3 separate regions of the Homo sapiens genome follow, and all the other regions are linked to region 3. The links are chromatin contacts, found by Hi-C in ENCODE. All regions are on one chromosome and are shown on one strand. Each heading gives the region's core, a stretch centred on a gene start or an enhancer-like site at or near the end of the contact. The rest is flanking DNA. Distances are from core to core; before and after follow the strand shown. Region 1 holds the start of CCSER1 (coiled-coil serine rich protein 1). Region 2 overlaps METAP1 (methionyl aminopeptidase 1). Region 3 holds the start of SMARCAD1-DT (SMARCAD1 divergent transcript).

Region 1 (3,338 bases), core at 718-3,217, 4.1 Mb before region 3:
AAATGCCAAAGGATTGTAGGTCAGCTTATTTCATAAACAAAAGCTCTAAGGAAAGTCCTGAGATTTTTAAGTAAGCCAGGCCTTCTGAATGGGACATGATATGGACAGTAGAATAAGACAGATTGAGTTCCATTGACATTATTTATTCTTTGTATGATCTTAGGTTATCTACACACACTTTCAAAATTTAACTTTCTTGGTCTGTAAAATTGAGGAAATAATAATAGCTGTCCCATAGGGCACACTATCAATCCCAATATGCTTTGTTAGTCCATTCATTTTTCCAGTGCTTAATCAAAGAAGCTTTAATGGCCTATATACTTATATTATTGATATATTCACGCACCTGTCCCAACTTGCTGTCCTTTCCAATATCACTTTGTTTTTATCACACTCCTTAATATCACTTCTTTGTTAGGTCTTGATCACATGCTTAAATCATTTTTAATGTTTGCTAAACTCTGTATGAGAGATTGAAGAATTACGAGACAGGAACATCAATGTGAAAGGGTAAAATATGTGGAGAATATATAAGGTGCCAGCATATGACAAAACCCTAAAGATGTACGATGGTCACAAGCCATGGAAGAAGATAGGACAACTGAATTGTCAACCTTGCCGCCTCCTCCGTAGCCTCCTAAATCTTATCTTCCTTTTGTCTAATTTATGAAAAATGTTTCCTATAATTGTCTCCCAAAAGCAGAGTTGTCCCCATGCTGTAATATACATTGACCACTCAGATTCATTTAAAAAATACATCTTGCTTTTATTCCCAATATAACCACATTTCAGAAGTTAGATCATAGCCAGTTAGATTACACAGAGCGTGCGCACGCGCACGCGCACACACAAACACACCTTGAAAAAACTGTAGATCACTTGATTTCTGGAAGTTTTTCTCAATACCTCAGTGCACCTGATCACAACATCTTGTAATCTGGGCAGAAGGTAAGGGAGGTGATGTTAGGCGTACAAACTTAATATTGGGGATGCATTTTCTACCTAGAAATGGTCCTACATTCTACCAGAATGGGTTAAAAACAGATGCGCGCGCGCACACACACACACACACACACACAGAATTAAATGCACTACATTTGCTGTATTGCCTGCTAAAGGCATAAATATACTGGAGTGGAGATAAAGAAGGGGATGGATGGGAAAGAGTTCAGTACTTAGTGTAAACCTGAAAGGAAATGAGGCAGTGCAAGGGGAGAGAGGATCAGGGGAAAATAAATTATGTAGGCAACAGAACCATGCATCAAAAGTCTTTTCGATTTCTAAACTGGCAAATTTTCTCCAGGGGACCATCAGTCAAATGATGTCAAATTGAGCTGATTCTCTTGTAATGCCTGTATTGTGTAGGGCCTTCCTTGTAGGAACACAAGTTCCACTCTCGGACACAGTCGCAGTGCTTGCATTATCTTACAGAATTGATTGCTGCAAATGGTTCCTGGGAGGTGTGACCTGCTTAAAGGAAAGAAGCTAGGTTTCTTTTCTTGTTACTGAGGAATGAAGACACTTGTCAGGATGTGAATTGTGTGGGTGAGAAGGAAAAGCGGCGAAAGAATCTGGTAATTCCTTCCCTTACAGGAGGAAGAGAAAAAAGATAACATCGGAACCTTGGAGAGGAGAAATACAGTGCATTTATTTCCAGCATCCCCGCAGTCACTTCACGTCTCTTCAGACTTCCCCTATTCTTTAGTCTTGACCTGCCTATGCACTTGAACTCCACATAAGCACTAGGATGGACTGGGGGAAAAGGCCAGGTCAGCACGGTGGGATACTGCTTCCCCTAAAATGAAAACTCAGCAGCGGGCCAGCAGTGGGTGTGCGCGCGTCGATGCCAGAGGATGCGTGCGTGGAATCCGGCGGACGCAGTGGGCCGGGCACCGCCCTCCAAGCCGCCCCGCCCAGCCCACCACACTCCTCCTTGTATAAAGGCCGCGCTTGGGCCCGCCCTCCTCACAGCCCCGGAGCGCGGCCTGCCGGGGAGGTGGATCTCGCGCTCCCCACACAGTCACACTCCGCGCACTCACACACTTGGAAGCGCCTCCCCACGTCCCTCCCCTGCCCTCCTCTTGCTCTGCTCTTCTCTCCCTCACCACAAATAGTCGCCGACCTACTGCCAATCCGCCTCTCCTCTCTCTCTCTCTCTGTCTCAACATGACTGACTGGGAAGCGGTGGCTCGGGCAGAGCAGCTCCGCTGGCGCAGGCAGGAGGAGCAGGAGGATTATTAAATAACGCAGCTGGACTCTGTGCAACTGGGAGTGGAGAGGAGCCCAACAGCCGAGAAGGGGAGGGAGGGCAGAGGAGGGGGACCAGGAAGGACACCCCCGTGCCCCGAAGACATAAATCCCTGAGTGCCCGGGAGGAGCCTTAACAAGCGCACGGAGCCCTCAAGGTAGTAACGCCCCTGGTGCCTCAGCGCTCAGCGGGTCGCGCGTCGCGTCGCCGCTTTGCGGGGCCGGCCGCAGGCGGACGCGGGGATGACCGCTCGGCAGGTGACCGCGCCGTGTCGGGGCCGCCTGCGAGCAGCGCGCGCCCAGGCCCGGCGTGCTCGGCGCAGAGACCTGGCCTTGCGGGCGGGGTGGGAAGGAGGCGGGCGGGCTCGCTCACCACCGGCCCGCGACTCCCAGTGCGCCGCGTGGCCATTTCCTCCACGCTGCTGCGTGGTTTGCTGCCTGCGGCCGCGGCGGCCGCTCCAGGGCGATGCGGAGCGCTGGCCAAGGCGGCGAGAGTTGGCGCAGGCTTCGGGTCGCTCCCCTTCCTCGCCACTCGCGTCCCGCAGGTAGAGGCGACCGGTCAGCGCTGGCGCCCCGGGCTGCGGGTGCTGAGGCGGGGACGGCGGCGAAGAGGGGGAAGGGGAGGAGGGGGCGGGGAGCCAGGGGCTCCCGGAGGAACCGCAGTGCGGGGCCGGGACCACCTCTTGCCTCCGCCTGCTTGTCCTCTGGCGCCAGTTTCCTGGATTGGAAGCAAGACCCTGCCCAGAGGCAGCAGTAACGGCAGCGACTTAGATTGAACCACTTGCTTTGTGGTGGAGCGTCAAGGGCCCCAGGTTGTGTGCGTGTGTGTGTGTGTGTGTGTGTGCGCGCGCGCGCGCGCTCTGGACTAACCAGTGGGTTGGTTCACCTGAGCAGAAAGTCAGCCGTAAGCTGAAACCGCATGTGGCCCCCTGGCCCCTTCGACTTTTGGCTTGTGTCCCAGGGACTCGTACACACGGTGCCAGCAAGGGGTAAGGGTGACGGAGGGATTTGTGAATGGTGCTTCTGCGTGCGTGGAGGCTGAGCCTTGCTGATGTAAAGGAGGAGGTATCCAGAGTGAGAAGAAAGGCTAT
Region 2 (3,313 bases), core at 252-2,751, 4.8 Mb after region 3:
TGTAATCTCCGTTTTATAGGTAAGGAAACTGAGGAAGAGAGAGGTTAATTAATTAAATTGGTAAAAGTTACACAACTTGTAAGTGATGGAATTGGCATTTTCAATCTAGAAAGTCTAATTCTGTATGCTCTGAACTATTATTTGTAATGCTATGAGAAGTAGAGAAGTATATTCCTAAATGAGGGAAAAGCCACAAATGTAGTTATTGGTTGTAAGATTTTTTTTTTTTTTGTAATTGAGGAAACTTCATATTAATTTAGATTTTCAGTAAGAATGGAATTGCTAGTAAAATCATGGTATATTCTGCATATTCTGCAAATGGTATATTGTGCAACCATTAAAAAATATTAGCCTGAAGACTAGAGCAGGTTGGAAACAGAAATTACGTATACTGTGATTACCACTGTGTAAAAGCATCCAGTAAAGTAAGACTTGTTATGGAGAGCAGACCATGTTTTTCTGTTAGGAGTTCTTTTGTTGTTCCACTGAATGTGGTTATTAAAATATCTGGAAGTACTTTACCGTTTCTTAATTATACTAGTAGTCATTTTTGGGGCATAGTGATATAGGCTTGTTTCAACATAAGAATTATAATTACATCAAAAATGCTTGTTAATATTTACTTCAAATATTTTATTTTTACTTTAACATTTTTCATAAGGACTAGTTAATTCTAAAGTAAAATCTTCATATGTGGTAATATTTATATATATATTTGTTATAGAGGTTGAGTATCCCTTATCTGAAATGCTTTGGACCAGAAGTGTTCTGAATTTTGAATTTTTTTGGATTTTGGAATATTTGTATTATACGTAACTGGTTAAGTGTCTGTAATTTCAAATTTGAAATTCTAAATGCTCCAATGGGCATTTCTTTGAGTGTCCTGTCGGTGTTCAGAAAGTTTCAGATTTTGGAGGATTTCAGATTTTTGGATTAGGAATACTTAACCTGTATGTCATTTTACTTTTCCTTTGTGCAGTTACCAGTAAACTGGTTTGTGTATGTGTACCTGACTGGCACAAACCCTGTTGTATATTGTTTAAGATAATATCCAGTACTGTTACTAAAATAAAATACTGAGTTCTTCATAGTAGCATGTGTCCAACTGTTTTCACATTTTTCAAATTTTAAAATCTGTAATTTCATACAGATTTTTTCTTTTATATATTCCAAATTATTTTTTCTGTATTATAGGCATGTATTGCAAGAAATTGCTACCCTTCTCCCCTGAATTATTATAATTTCCCAAAGTCTTGTTGTACCTCAGTGAATGAAGTCATTTGCCATGGAATACCAGACAGAAGGCCCTTACAAGAAGGTGACATTGTTAATGGTAAGAAAAATATGTTACTTTCATCACCATGGGCAAAGAAACAACAAAGCTTGGGGAATCTGACAGTGACTTGTGTTTTCTTGACTTGCTTCCTGTACTTAAACTTTTTCCTTTTTAAAATTCAGTATCACTAACTCTTAAATCTACAGGAAGCTCTCTTAACGGTTTTGTGCATGTTGCTTTTAAGATACTTCCGGTGTGATGTGTTTGGTGCAGTGTATTTCTTTAATGCTTATCTCATATGTGATTGGTAAATAGGTCAAAGATGTCAGTGAAATGTGGAGTCTAGTTTTTTTCCCCCAGAAGTTCACTAATGGTTTTGAAGAGACCAGGGCAGGCTTTGTTATAGATACAGGAAAACCCTTCATAATATATGAAGACCTAAAGGAAAGCTGAAAATCTTGCAGAAGTGCCTTACTTGAGTGGAAGTAGCTTTAAAGACCCCTATGTTAAGCTACCTTGGGAAGTTACAAGTATAGAGAGTAGAGGAAGTAGTTTAAAAGACATTAATGAAGGCTTTCCTAGATGGCATTTGTTTTTGTTTTGTGTATTATTTTATTTTTTGGAGACAGGGTCTCACTGTCACCCAGGCTCGAGTGCAGGGGCGCCACCATGGCTCACTGCAGTCTTGACTTCCCTGGCTCAGGTGATCCTCCCACCTCAGAAGTAGATGAGACTGCAGGCTCATTGCTACCATGCCCAGCTCAGTTTTTGTATTTTTTGTAGAGATGGGGTTTTGCCATGTTGCCCAGGCTGGTCTCAAACTCCTGGACTCAAGCATCTGCCCACCTTGGCCTCCCAAAGTCTTGGGATTACAGGCATGAGCCACCGTGCCTGGCTTAGATGGCATTTTAATATTGATGGAATTAGACTCTTTGTTAATAAGATATCTTAAAGGAACTACCTATCAAATGAGGAAGCATGAGCCCAAGTGTTAGAGGCTGCAGATAATTGACTGATTGTGATGCTAGCTGTGAATGATAGCCGAAATTTAACTATGACACTATTTTTATTAGAATTGCTACTGCTTTAGTTAGGGTATCTGTTCATAAAGTTCCATAGGTTTTGAGGCCAACCCTGTTTTTCAAATATAAAGCCTGTTATTTTTATTATATGTAGAATGTGTGAGGTTTTTCAGGAATGTATGTGTTGTGCTAGAACCAAAATATCTATATTGTGATGTTACAGGTTGATTGAAATATGTGGTTTAAAAATACTCAATGTGCTCTCTAGATACATTATAATGGTATAATAGTATATAATATATAGTATAATAGTAATCTATATTCTTAAACATGGGGACAAAGAGAAGAATGAATATTCACAAATAAGAGAAAAGCAAATGAGTTTTAAAAAAACAGGTGTAGAGCAGTGTAAATTTTTCTGTTATTCCCTAGCAGGAGTAAGGAACTTGTAAAAGATAAGTGAAAATGGTATTTTGTAGCAATGTAGCAAAGTTTTCAATTTAATGTTACTAACTCTGGTAATTTATTTTGCATGATTGTGTCCCACATACATTTTTCTTTTGCCACAAGTGATACAATTACTATAAGAGTATAAAAACCCACTATCTGGCTTATGTTACATGGCCATATTCCTGCTCTCCACAGTGAGTTCAGTTACATCTCAGGGAGCTTCTGTTGGGCAATAACTATCTATCCATTGGTGTCTAATTTGAGAATGCAGAAGTTGTCTTTTTCATTAAGTTGCTAGATGCTGTCATGTTGGAAAAACACTTGAATTTTGAAATGAAAATAAGTATGGTCTTTATATTTGCACATTCTCTTGCAGTGGATATCACTCTTTATCGCAATGGTTATCATGGGGACCTGAATGAGACATTTTTTGTTGGAGAAGTGGATGATGGAGCACGGAAACTTGTTCAGACCACATATGAGTGCCTGATGCAAGCCATTGATGCAGGTCAGCCTCAGTGTTGAGCACCTATTGGCAGTCCTGTGTGTTGATGGGCCAAGAATG
Region 3 (3,380 bases), core at 419-2,918:
CCCTGGTTCATGCCATTCTCCTGCCTCAGCCTCCCGAGTAGGTAGGACTACAGGCGCCCGCCACCACGCCCGGCTAATTTTTTGTATTTTTAGTTGAGACGGGGTTTCACCGTGTTGGCCAGGATGGTCTCGATCTCCTGACCTCATGATCCGCCCGCCTCCACCTCCCAAAGTGCTGGGATTACAGGCGTGAGCCACTGCGCCCGGCCAGGAGTATATATTCTTAAGCTAACATTTCCATCAAGATAGGTGAATTATATGCAAAAGAAAGGAAATCAGTGTATCGAAATGATATCTGCATTCTCATGTTTGTTGCAGCACTATTCACAACAGCCAAGATTTGGAAGCAACTTAAGTGTCCATTAACAGGTGAATGAATAAGAAAAATGTGGTGCATATACACAGTGGAGTATTATTTCGCCATTAAAAAAAATGAGATCCTGTCATTTGCAACATGGATGGAACTGGAGGTCATTATATTAAAGGAAATAAGGCAGGCACAGAAAAAAAACTTGGTATGTTCTCATTTATTATATTTGTGGGAGCTAAAAAATTAAAACAATTGAACGTATGAGAAACGGTAGAACGATGGCTACCAGAGGCTGGGAAGGGTAGTGTGGGGCGGGGGAGGACCCCGGTGGTCGGTGAGCATGGTTAATGGGTACGAAAATACAGTTTGAATGAATAAGATCTAGTATTTGATAGCACAATAGCATGACTACAGTCAACAACAATTTATTGTACTTTTTTTTTTGAGACAAGAGTCTTGCTTTGTTGCCCAGGGTGGAGTGCAGTGGAGTGATCTCGGCTAACTGCAACCTCCGCATCCCAGGTTCAAGCTATTCTCCTGCCTCAGCCTCCCGATTAGCTGAGATTACAGGCGCCCGCCACTACGCCCGGCTAATTTTTTGTATATTTAGCAGAGACGGAGTTTCACCATGTTGGCTAGGCTGGTCTCAAACTCCTGACCTTGTGATTCACCTGCCTCAGCCCCCCAAAGTGCTGGGATTACAGGCGTGAGCCACCACTCCCAGCTTATTGTACATTTTTAAATGACTAAAATAACTGGATTGTTTGAAACACAAAGGATAAATGCTTGTTATGGATACCCCACTTACCCTGATATGATTATTACACATTGCATGCCTGTATCAAAATATCTCATGTACCCTATAAATATGTACACCTACTATGTACCCGCAAACATTAAAAATTAAAATATTTTTAAAAAATTAATTAATTAATCAAATTCCATTCTAAGAACAATCAAGCCGAAAGTGAGGAATTACTTTAAATGCTTTGAAGCTCAGCATCCCGGGGTTCTTATCCGTCACTAATTACCTATACATTTGCAGGTCTCAGTTTCTTTGCTTTGTAAACATAGGCTTCTTGTAAGGATTGGGATTATACACTGAAAAAGCTTAGCACAGTATTATTACTATTATGCTATCTACATTATATTATAGGTGAAACACTACAGATTATAATACATACAATATATACTAATTGTATTATATATTGTTATTTTTTGTCATTATGCTATTTACTATTGTTCTATTTAATAACTCTCTAGATAATTTAACAGGACAAAGGTACAGAACAATCTGGCCCTTACAAGCCGGCGGAGACGGGTACGAATTACCATGACAACAGCGCGCGCCTCGACATTGTCGGCTCGCGCGTTGTTTGGGAAGAAAAAGCCTAGGCTGCGTGTTGCGTCATCATTACGCGCTCTTAAGGTTTCTCCGTGGTGTTTTGGAAGGTCCCGGCACGGCTACCGTCGCCCCACGCTAGGAAATTTTTTTTTTATTTTCAACCTTTGTTACATAGCACTGAGGCTACAAGATCGTAAGTACTGAGGGAAGAAAGAACAAGCGAGCGATTGAACGTTAAAAAGATGCCTTAGCATGCACTCCACCTCTGAACCTTCCTGTGTGTTCTTAATCCTATCAGCTTCCTCTCAGCTGGGATCGCGCCGCGTCAACTTCCGGGCGGATGCCCGCCAGCACGGCCTCCGCCGCTCCCCTTCTTTGGCCCCTTTGTGTCCCCGCAGTGTCGAGGCGCGGGCCCTGGCAGGTCCTTTCTCGAGGCAGGGGGCACGGTAGCACAGGGAGCTTCTCTTTGTGGGCGGGCGCGAGGCCCGCTAGGGGGTTATACTGGGGAACGTGCCTGCGCGTGCTTGGGTAAGAGGAGGTTGCATGAGGGTCAGCTCGTGGTTTCAGTAAGGAGGGGCGGGCGGGGGAGGCGGACGAAGGGGAGTGAAAAGCAATGGAAAATTTTAAAAGATACCCCCGTCCACCTTCTAATTGTTGCGGCCTAACAATGAAGCGCAGCCATAACAGTCCTGAGCCACTGGCATGTTTGCGGGCCCTTTATTGCCTTGGGAATAAACTGCTGTGGCATTGTATCGTATATTGTTTTCATGGCCTTTTTTCCTCTCTTTATTTTTCCCCTGCAGATAGTTCATTTAAAGCCCCCATCCCTGCAAGGTGGTGCTTTCTACCAATATGAATCTTTTCAACCTGGACCGTTTTCGCTTTGAGAAAAGGAATAAGATTGAGGAAGCGCCCGAAGCAACCCCTCAACCTTCCCAGCCTGGCCCTTCTTCACCAATTTCTCTTAGTGCTGAAGAGGAGAATGCTGAAGGGGAAGTTAGCAGGGCAAACACTCCTGATTCAGATATAACTGAAAAAACAGGTGAGTTACAATGTTAAAATTGATGTAACATCAAGGACAGTTTTTAAAAGATGAAAGGCAGAAGGGATTCTCATTTTTATTCTTGATGTCATATATATTGATGCATTGTCCTGCGGTGTGCCCTTTTAAATACAGCTTTGGGACTGCCATAAGCACCATGTACCCTCAACTGAGCATCCATCCATTGTCGCCTCACTTTTATATGAGTTCTTCGAATATGGCCCCATGGTGGAAGTTGAAATTAGAATTTAGGGCATCCATAGGTCAGAACGGTTGCTATTGGAAGAGCGATGTCAGTGATTCAGTCCTATGATAAACTTTGAGGCTATTTGGGCAGACATTTTCATTCATTCCAGTATTCCCTCAAAATATTGATCATCTACTGTGAGCTAGACATTGAGCAAGGTGCCTAAAGACAACCTCTGTACACAAGGGAAGATCAGATCACATCAAGTTCTTGCATCCACCTGACTTCCTGGATGTCCTCAGAATGCAAATGAGTAATTGGTATTCTTCATGGTGAATGAACATTTTTAACCTCATCAGCAGATTGTCAGAGACAAAAGTATTTGAGGATAAGCCAAAAATTAAGATTTCCACTCGAATCTATGTTCATTGAACAGTTAACTATTAGAGGAATATATTTGAGCTCTTGTTGTATTATAGGAATAGTGATAAGTGCT

The links. A loop is a pair of places that touch in the nucleus more often than their neighbours do. Pooled maps may share reads with other maps.
Region 1: a pooled map shows a loop between it and region 3 (6-fold over the local background). The contact joins the promoter of CCSER1 here to the promoter of SMARCAD1-DT in region 3. A Hi-C loop is called at or near these places in 4 of 50 pooled maps.
Region 2: a pooled map shows a loop between it and region 3 (4-fold over the local background). The contact joins the enhancer-like site here to the promoter of SMARCAD1-DT in region 3. A Hi-C loop is called at or near these places in 3 of 50 pooled maps.

What each region holds. Positions count from the first base shown.
Region 1 is chr4:90,125,427-90,128,764 of GRCh38, forward strand. It overlaps CCSER1 (coiled-coil serine rich protein 1), which reads left to right and starts at 1,968. Exons shown (of 11, transcript NM_001145065.2): 1 at 1,968-2,405. RefSeq lists silencers at 2,526-2,725, 2,836-3,085.
Region 2 is chr4:99,042,055-99,045,367 of GRCh38, forward strand. METAP1 (methionyl aminopeptidase 1) reads left to right here. Exons shown (of 11, transcript NM_015143.3): 7 at 1,195-1,333; 8 at 3,125-3,256. Among named protein-coding and RNA genes, the nearest start is that of ADH5, 45 kb to the right of the region's middle. Within about 2 kb of position 1,502, at least 4 of the 41 ENCODE cell types and tissues checked have a DNase peak (open chromatin) inside an H3K27ac peak, as active enhancers do.
Region 3 is chr4:94,205,888-94,209,267 of GRCh38, forward strand. It overlaps SMARCAD1-DT (SMARCAD1 divergent transcript), which reads right to left and starts at 1,669. Exons shown (of 9, transcript NR_125922.1): 1 at 1,643-1,669. SMARCAD1 (SNF2 related chromatin remodeling ATPase with DExD box 1) reads left to right here and starts at 1,978. Exons shown (of 24, transcript NM_020159.5): 1 at 1,978-2,183; 2 at 2,459-2,697. The coding sequence starts at 2,508. RefSeq lists enhancers at 1,597-1,956, 2,055-2,558.